2 separate regions of the Homo sapiens genome follow, and region 2 is linked to region 1. Evidence: read pairs that join two places in POLR2A ChIA-PET (ENCODE). Cell type or tissue: PC-3. All regions are shown on one strand. Each heading gives the region's core, and the rest is flanking DNA. Links, peaks and the distances in the headings are about the cores only. Region 1 overlaps TPD52L1 (TPD52 like 1). Region 2 overlaps HEY2 (hes related family bHLH transcription factor with YRPW motif 2).

Region 1 (2,918 bases), core at 237-2,736:
AGTGACCAAACTCAAAACCATGCAGACAAACAACAGCTCTACTTTCAATGAGAAGATGTAAAATATGTGTCACAAATATCCTCAGCTCCTCCAATTTCCTACATTTCAAATATAAGATTAAAGCATTTGGGATACTCTTCCTATTTCAAACCATTATTTGTACTCTTGAAAGGGACTGTTTAATACACACAAAATAGATGCATTGTGGGTAACACTGCAAGCAAGAAAAAAACACCCCCGACAAAAAGTCACAAGAACACAGCAGCCACAAATTTGGGAAGGAAAAACTAAACAAATAGTTATGCAAAAAAACAAACAAAAATATAGTTAATGTTCCTGATGGATAGGCTCCAGGAACTTCCTTCTGTGAACAAACTCCCATAGTGTATGAGGAAAAATAAAAACTATTGCAGAAATGGGAATAGAAAAACTAAAAATAACCAGACCATCTAAACCTTTAAATCATCCTTCTCTCTGTATCCCACCCTCATTTCCCAACACTCTCCCTGACCACACAAACACATATTCAAATTCACATTTCATGGAACTGGGAAAAGGAAGCCAAACCTGACAAGATAAACCTCCACTGAGAAGCCAAGGTGGGTGGATCACCTGAGGTCAGGAGTTTGAAACCAGCCTGGCCAACATGGTGAAACCCCATCTCTACTAAAAGTACAAAAATTAGCCAGGTGTGGTGGTGGGTGCCTGTAATCCCAGCTACTCAGGAAGCTGAGGCAGGAGAATTGCTTGAACCGGGGAGGCAGAGTTTGCAGTGAGCTGAGATTGGGCCACTGCACTCCAGCCTGGGTGACAAGAGCAAGGCTCCGTCTCAAAAAAAAAAAAAAAAGATAAACCTCCAAATGTAACACTCAGCCTCCTTACATTTTTTGCCCTAAGCAAAAAGGAAAACAGTCTCACTTATTATATTATAAGAAAACTCCAGGGTAATAAATTATTCTGAATTCAAGCTCATTAATAAAAAGTCACTCATTTCAATTAAAATGAGAAGTAATCTCTTCTTCTTCTCCTTCTCCTCCTCATCCTCCTTCTTCTCACACCATCAAAAATAGACCAGAGAACTGATTTTCCACTCATTTCTTTGGTTAGCTGAGTAGCTGCGAGGCACCCAAGCTAGAGTTGAGGGCTGTGGGACCAGTTTCTTATCTCCTTCAACTCCTGAGGGAGTGAGGTGAACACGACCTGTGCATGCCTTGAGCTTCACTGGACAGGATACATTCCATCTTAGGTCATTCCTTAAAGGCTCACTGATCTTATAAAGTGCTGAGTCATCTTTCAGAGCTAGTTCAGGAAAAAATTTTCTTGACAATGAAAGATATTCACTATGAACACAAAGCAGGACAAAATGTAGCTTTTTTTTTCAAGGCATGTTTAAAGAAAGGGATAGATAGTAAGAAAGACTTCCTCAGACAGGCCTGAGATTTTTACAGTTCTCTAATCTTTGCACAACTTCAATGCAAAGGCGAGGGTTAGACAGCGATGCCATGATGCAACCACAAACACATCACGCCTGGACCCATGCCTACTGGGACTGCAGCCAGATTCAGGGGCCTGAACATTCAAAAAGCATTGGTCAGACGTATAGACAGTCTTCCCTTTACTTTAAGCAAATCGGTTCAGTAACATTCACATTTCTTCAATGTCTCTTATCAAATCTTTAGCATTCCAAATAGCTACTACTGACAATGCCCAGGAAAAAAATCCTTTTTCCTTCTGAAATCTGAGTAGCAAAATAAATGCTAAAGGAGATGGAAATATGTGTTTCTGAGTCGTGACATGTTGAGCAAGAATAAAATATGCAAGAATTAGAAAAGTTTCACTCAAGTCACAGACAAGAAAATGCAATGGTGAGATGAAATATGAAAAGACACTTATCCTCACTAGCAATAGGGAAAGCACAAATTAGAATCACAGAGATACTGTTTTTCATCTAAGATATTTGCAAAGAAGCCAAAATGGGATAAGAGCCTGTGTTGGCAAGATTGTGAAAAAATGGATCCTTTAACCACACATTGTTGGCTTTTGCACTGTGACACCTGATTGGGAGAGCCTTTGACACTGCCATCCCACTTTTGAGAATCAATCTTACAGAAAAAAAGGTGCAAACCTAAGGAGAGAGTATAAATCATTGTTGGTAGTGGTAGAAAACTACAAAAACCTAAACGTCCATCAGTAGGGCACCAGTATTCAAGTATAATATACCCACACTGTATACTATTTTTCAGTTATTAAAATTTGTGAAAATAAATATAATGCAAAAGTTGTTGCGACCCCCAAAGCACTTTAAGTCTTGAGAAAGATGTGACTGTGATCTGAGTCACATATGGTTATAATTTCTGTTTCTCAGATTATACATTAACTCACTTTCTTATTTTTCTCGTTCTCTACAATGGCTAGAGATAATTAAATGTCCAGGACAAAAATCTCCTGCCTTCTTAATGACCCTTGCTATAGATTGACTTCCTCTTTGGTACCTTGCTTTGCTAAGACCACATGACAGAAAACCCATGACTACTATGCCCTCTGTAATGAATGTTAAATGTAACTTTTCCAAAAAGAAACGCTGCCTATAAACCAATCAAATTGCTGTAACAATGTGCCAACCCTGTCTGAAAAATGAAATATGCTAAAAACTTCCCTGTCCCTGACTACATAAATGAAACCTTAATTTCCCTACTTTAGAACGCTGACTCCATTCCTTTGGAGTTGGCATGTTTGAGTTGGCCACCCTCACAATATGCACTTAAATAACCTCTCCTTAAATTGGATTCTGACCCTTATGACTACCTTAGGTTGACAAAATAATGAATTGGATTGACATGTATTGACTAGGAGGAATTTTCATTGTATATTGTTGAATGCAAAAATCAAGTTACTGCATCATATTTGCATCTGCACCA
Region 2 (2,918 bases), core at 293-2,792, 550 kb before region 1:
AAGTCCTAAACAAATCTCTGACCAGGCTGCTGTGAATGAAGCTTTACTCCCACAGTATTATGAAAGCAAACACAAGCCCAGGGTCAAGTGCTTCTTTTGTTCCAAAAGTTCTTTCCCACGAGTTCAATCCTGCCATTAGCATTGATTTCCATGGCTTTAATCTGGGGCCTCCTATCTCAGCTTGTTAAAGAACTGTTCAGCTATGACTTCCTTACAATATTAGGGGGAATAACATGAAAAGAGAAAGGTAAAAAAGGCAAAAAAAAAAAAAAATGAAGTCATCTACTTACCTTTACCCCCTGTTGCCTGAAGCATCTTCAAATGATCCACTGTCATTTGCAATATTTCAGCTTTTTCTAACTTTGCAGATCCCTTCATAAATAAATAAATAAATAAATAATCCTATGTCCTACAGAAACTAATCTGAAACATTATACACTGAATTTAGCATTATGGCTTCAATTTCCCTCTCACTAGACAATCCCAACTTTTATTTTTTCACAGAAAACTTCGAATTCTTTCCAAACTTTACATGAAAGCACTAATTAATGTCATACCTAATGACAAGTATTTGCCATTTTAACTTTTAAAGACTAAAAGAAACTAGAATGACTTTTTTAAATCATAAGAATAATTATTCTCCTAAGATCACCACAGCAAAATGATTTCAGTTGTAAAAATCTCAAACTTTGCATTCAATCTGTGTCTTGGTTAATAATATGTTTTACTATGGGGCATCAATAGTCTTCTATAAAGCCAAAGTCTAGAGGAGTTGCATAACAACTCCAGAAGATAAGGAGATAGGATTTTAGCAATTGATTGTTAAATATTTTTAAAATAGAAAACTCCAATAAGTCCTTTCACAGGCCTACTAAGTCCTGAAATAAGGTATTCACACTAGAACCATATAATTGGATCTGCATTTCAAGCAGATCCAAAAATTTTAAAAAGGACGACTTTTAAGGTTTTTTTCCCCAATAATTACCAGCAGGTGTCACTGTGAATTTCTAAGCTCACAAACAAGAAGCAATAATTTACTGCTTACCTAGGAAGCATCATAAATGCTTAAGGATTTTTGAACCTTTTAAAATAGTTCTTAATAAAATTGTCTTGCAAATATATTTTTATGTCCCTGCTTTCAGAATAAGGAAACCTCTGGTAACCAATTGAAATACAAATGTGCCATTTCAAGCTGTCTCGGGGACTGTGGGTGGCTTCTCATTTCCTGGAAGAGCTAAATAATTACCAATATGTTCTCTTTTTTTTTCTTTTTTAAGGACACTAAGGTTTATTTCAGGTCCCTATGCTTTACTTGTTTTGTAAAAATTATCAGCACCACGTACGGTGAGAGTGCCAGAGTTACTTAACTGCTCTAAAGAACACTTTTCTAATCATATTGTGACAGGGCCAACTCACTTGGGTTGGTAGCCAAGCTCTGCAAATGGGAAAGCTTGTGTTTATGGTAACTAACTGCCAAACAACTGATGTTTGCTTTTAAGGTTTAAGTCAACATTTAAGAAAAAAAAAATCTAACAAACCAAGAAAAAAAATCAAACAGACTTCGCCTCATAACTGCAGACATTTCAGTACTTCCAAATTTTAAAAACATCATTGATTACTGACATTTTCACTTGAAGCCTATTTGGCACTGAAAATGCTACTAATCAAAACTACAATTTCCACATTATTTTTAGTTTATCAAACACAGTCTCTGCATATAGATTGGGTGTGCTTTTTGTCTTAAAAATGTATAATCAGTAGCATATTATGTTTTGTATTTGGTCAGCGTTTAATTTTTCCATGAAAATGGTACAAGCAGATTCAGTAAAGTCACTAATAATTGAAACTGCACTTTCTGGATAATTTCCAAGGACTTTGTAGGGCTTGTTTTATAATGTTTGCAGATTCATGAAGTAAACAAACAAAATGGAATAAACAAACAACTGTTGTCTTATTGGAATTAAACTGAAAGTATTTTCAACAAGGACATGCTGCCATATCCTTTGAAAGATACTCTTAGAAATCTGTGTCATTAACCACTGCGGCAGGGGGAGAGCCATGACTTCTAAAACCACAAAAGATTTAAACATTTGGCTTTCTACTTTTCTAAGTGTGCAAAATCTTTTTCTTTCTTTCTTTTTTTGTAAAGGAATAGGTAACTATGAAAAGGGGCATTTATGATTAACTTCATTTTTACCAAACTTCTAAAAAGATGACCCAAATCAAATGGCATTCTACCAACCCAGGGATTAAAAATGAAAGCAAATGGCTTGGTAAATAAATTTTAGTGGTATTATCATTTAGGAAATAGAGCTAGAGATGTTACTTCTTGGGCTCTGATTGTTTTTTAATTAAAAATATTACATTTTAAAAAAATTTTGAGAAAAAAATGGTTTTTTTTTTTTTTTTGAAGGATACGGTATACAGCACAGTTTTAAATAAAACCACTACTGGTATTCATAGAAAGAACAGAGAAAGCATGAACACTGTTACCCTTAAGGGGAAAATAAGCTAAAGAATGGAAATGTTTTTCAACTTCATGATGGATTATGTTTTTAATAGTTTTGCCACAACAAAGCATTTTATTGAAATAGCTGCTCTGTGCCAGATCAGGGCACATACACTATTATTTTAATGAGCTTTAACAAGAACCCACATTCCCAGATGAGCGAATCAGATTGTGTTTGAGCTTTTTTTTGGGGGGTGGCGGGGTGGGTGGGGGGATTCTGGGGAGGGGATAGCTTACTTGTTTTTCAAAAGCAGTTGGCACAAGTCTTCTCAACTCAGATAAACTGTTATTTATCCGATCCCGACGCCTTTTCTCTATAATCTATCCAAAAGAAGCAAACAACAAAAGTTTATGAATTCACAAATGATAAAATTACTCAAATGAAAAAATGTAACTGTTACACAATAGT

What was found. Peaks named below come from ENCODE experiments on the same cell type or tissue, not always from the same donor. Only the 100,000 strongest peaks of a DNase experiment are listed, where the experiment ranks them.
Region 2: POLR2A ChIA-PET joins it to region 1 with 13 read pairs; 3 of 35 experiments call an interaction of 5 or more read pairs at or near these places.

What each region holds. Positions count from the first base shown.
Region 1 is chr6:125,200,696-125,203,613 of GRCh38, reverse strand. All of the region lies in intron 1 of TPD52L1 (TPD52 like 1), which reads right to left. Among named protein-coding and RNA genes, the nearest start is that of TPD52L1, 48 kb to the right of the region's middle. In PC-3, for the core only: no CTCF peak of the experiment used is centred there; DNase peaks (open chromatin) are centred at 1,213 and 1,533; H3K4me3 peaks cover 1,119 bases; H3K27ac peaks cover 2,149 bases.
Region 2 is chr6:125,751,919-125,754,836 of GRCh38, reverse strand. It overlaps HEY2 (hes related family bHLH transcription factor with YRPW motif 2), which reads right to left. Exons shown (of 5, transcript NM_012259.3): 3 at 2,747-2,830; 4 at 291-372. Among named protein-coding and RNA genes, the nearest start is that of HEY2, 3.7 kb to the right of the region's middle. In PC-3, for the core only: a CTCF peak has its summit at 970 (motif pointing right); no DNase peak of the experiment used is centred there; H3K27me3 peaks cover 1,110 bases.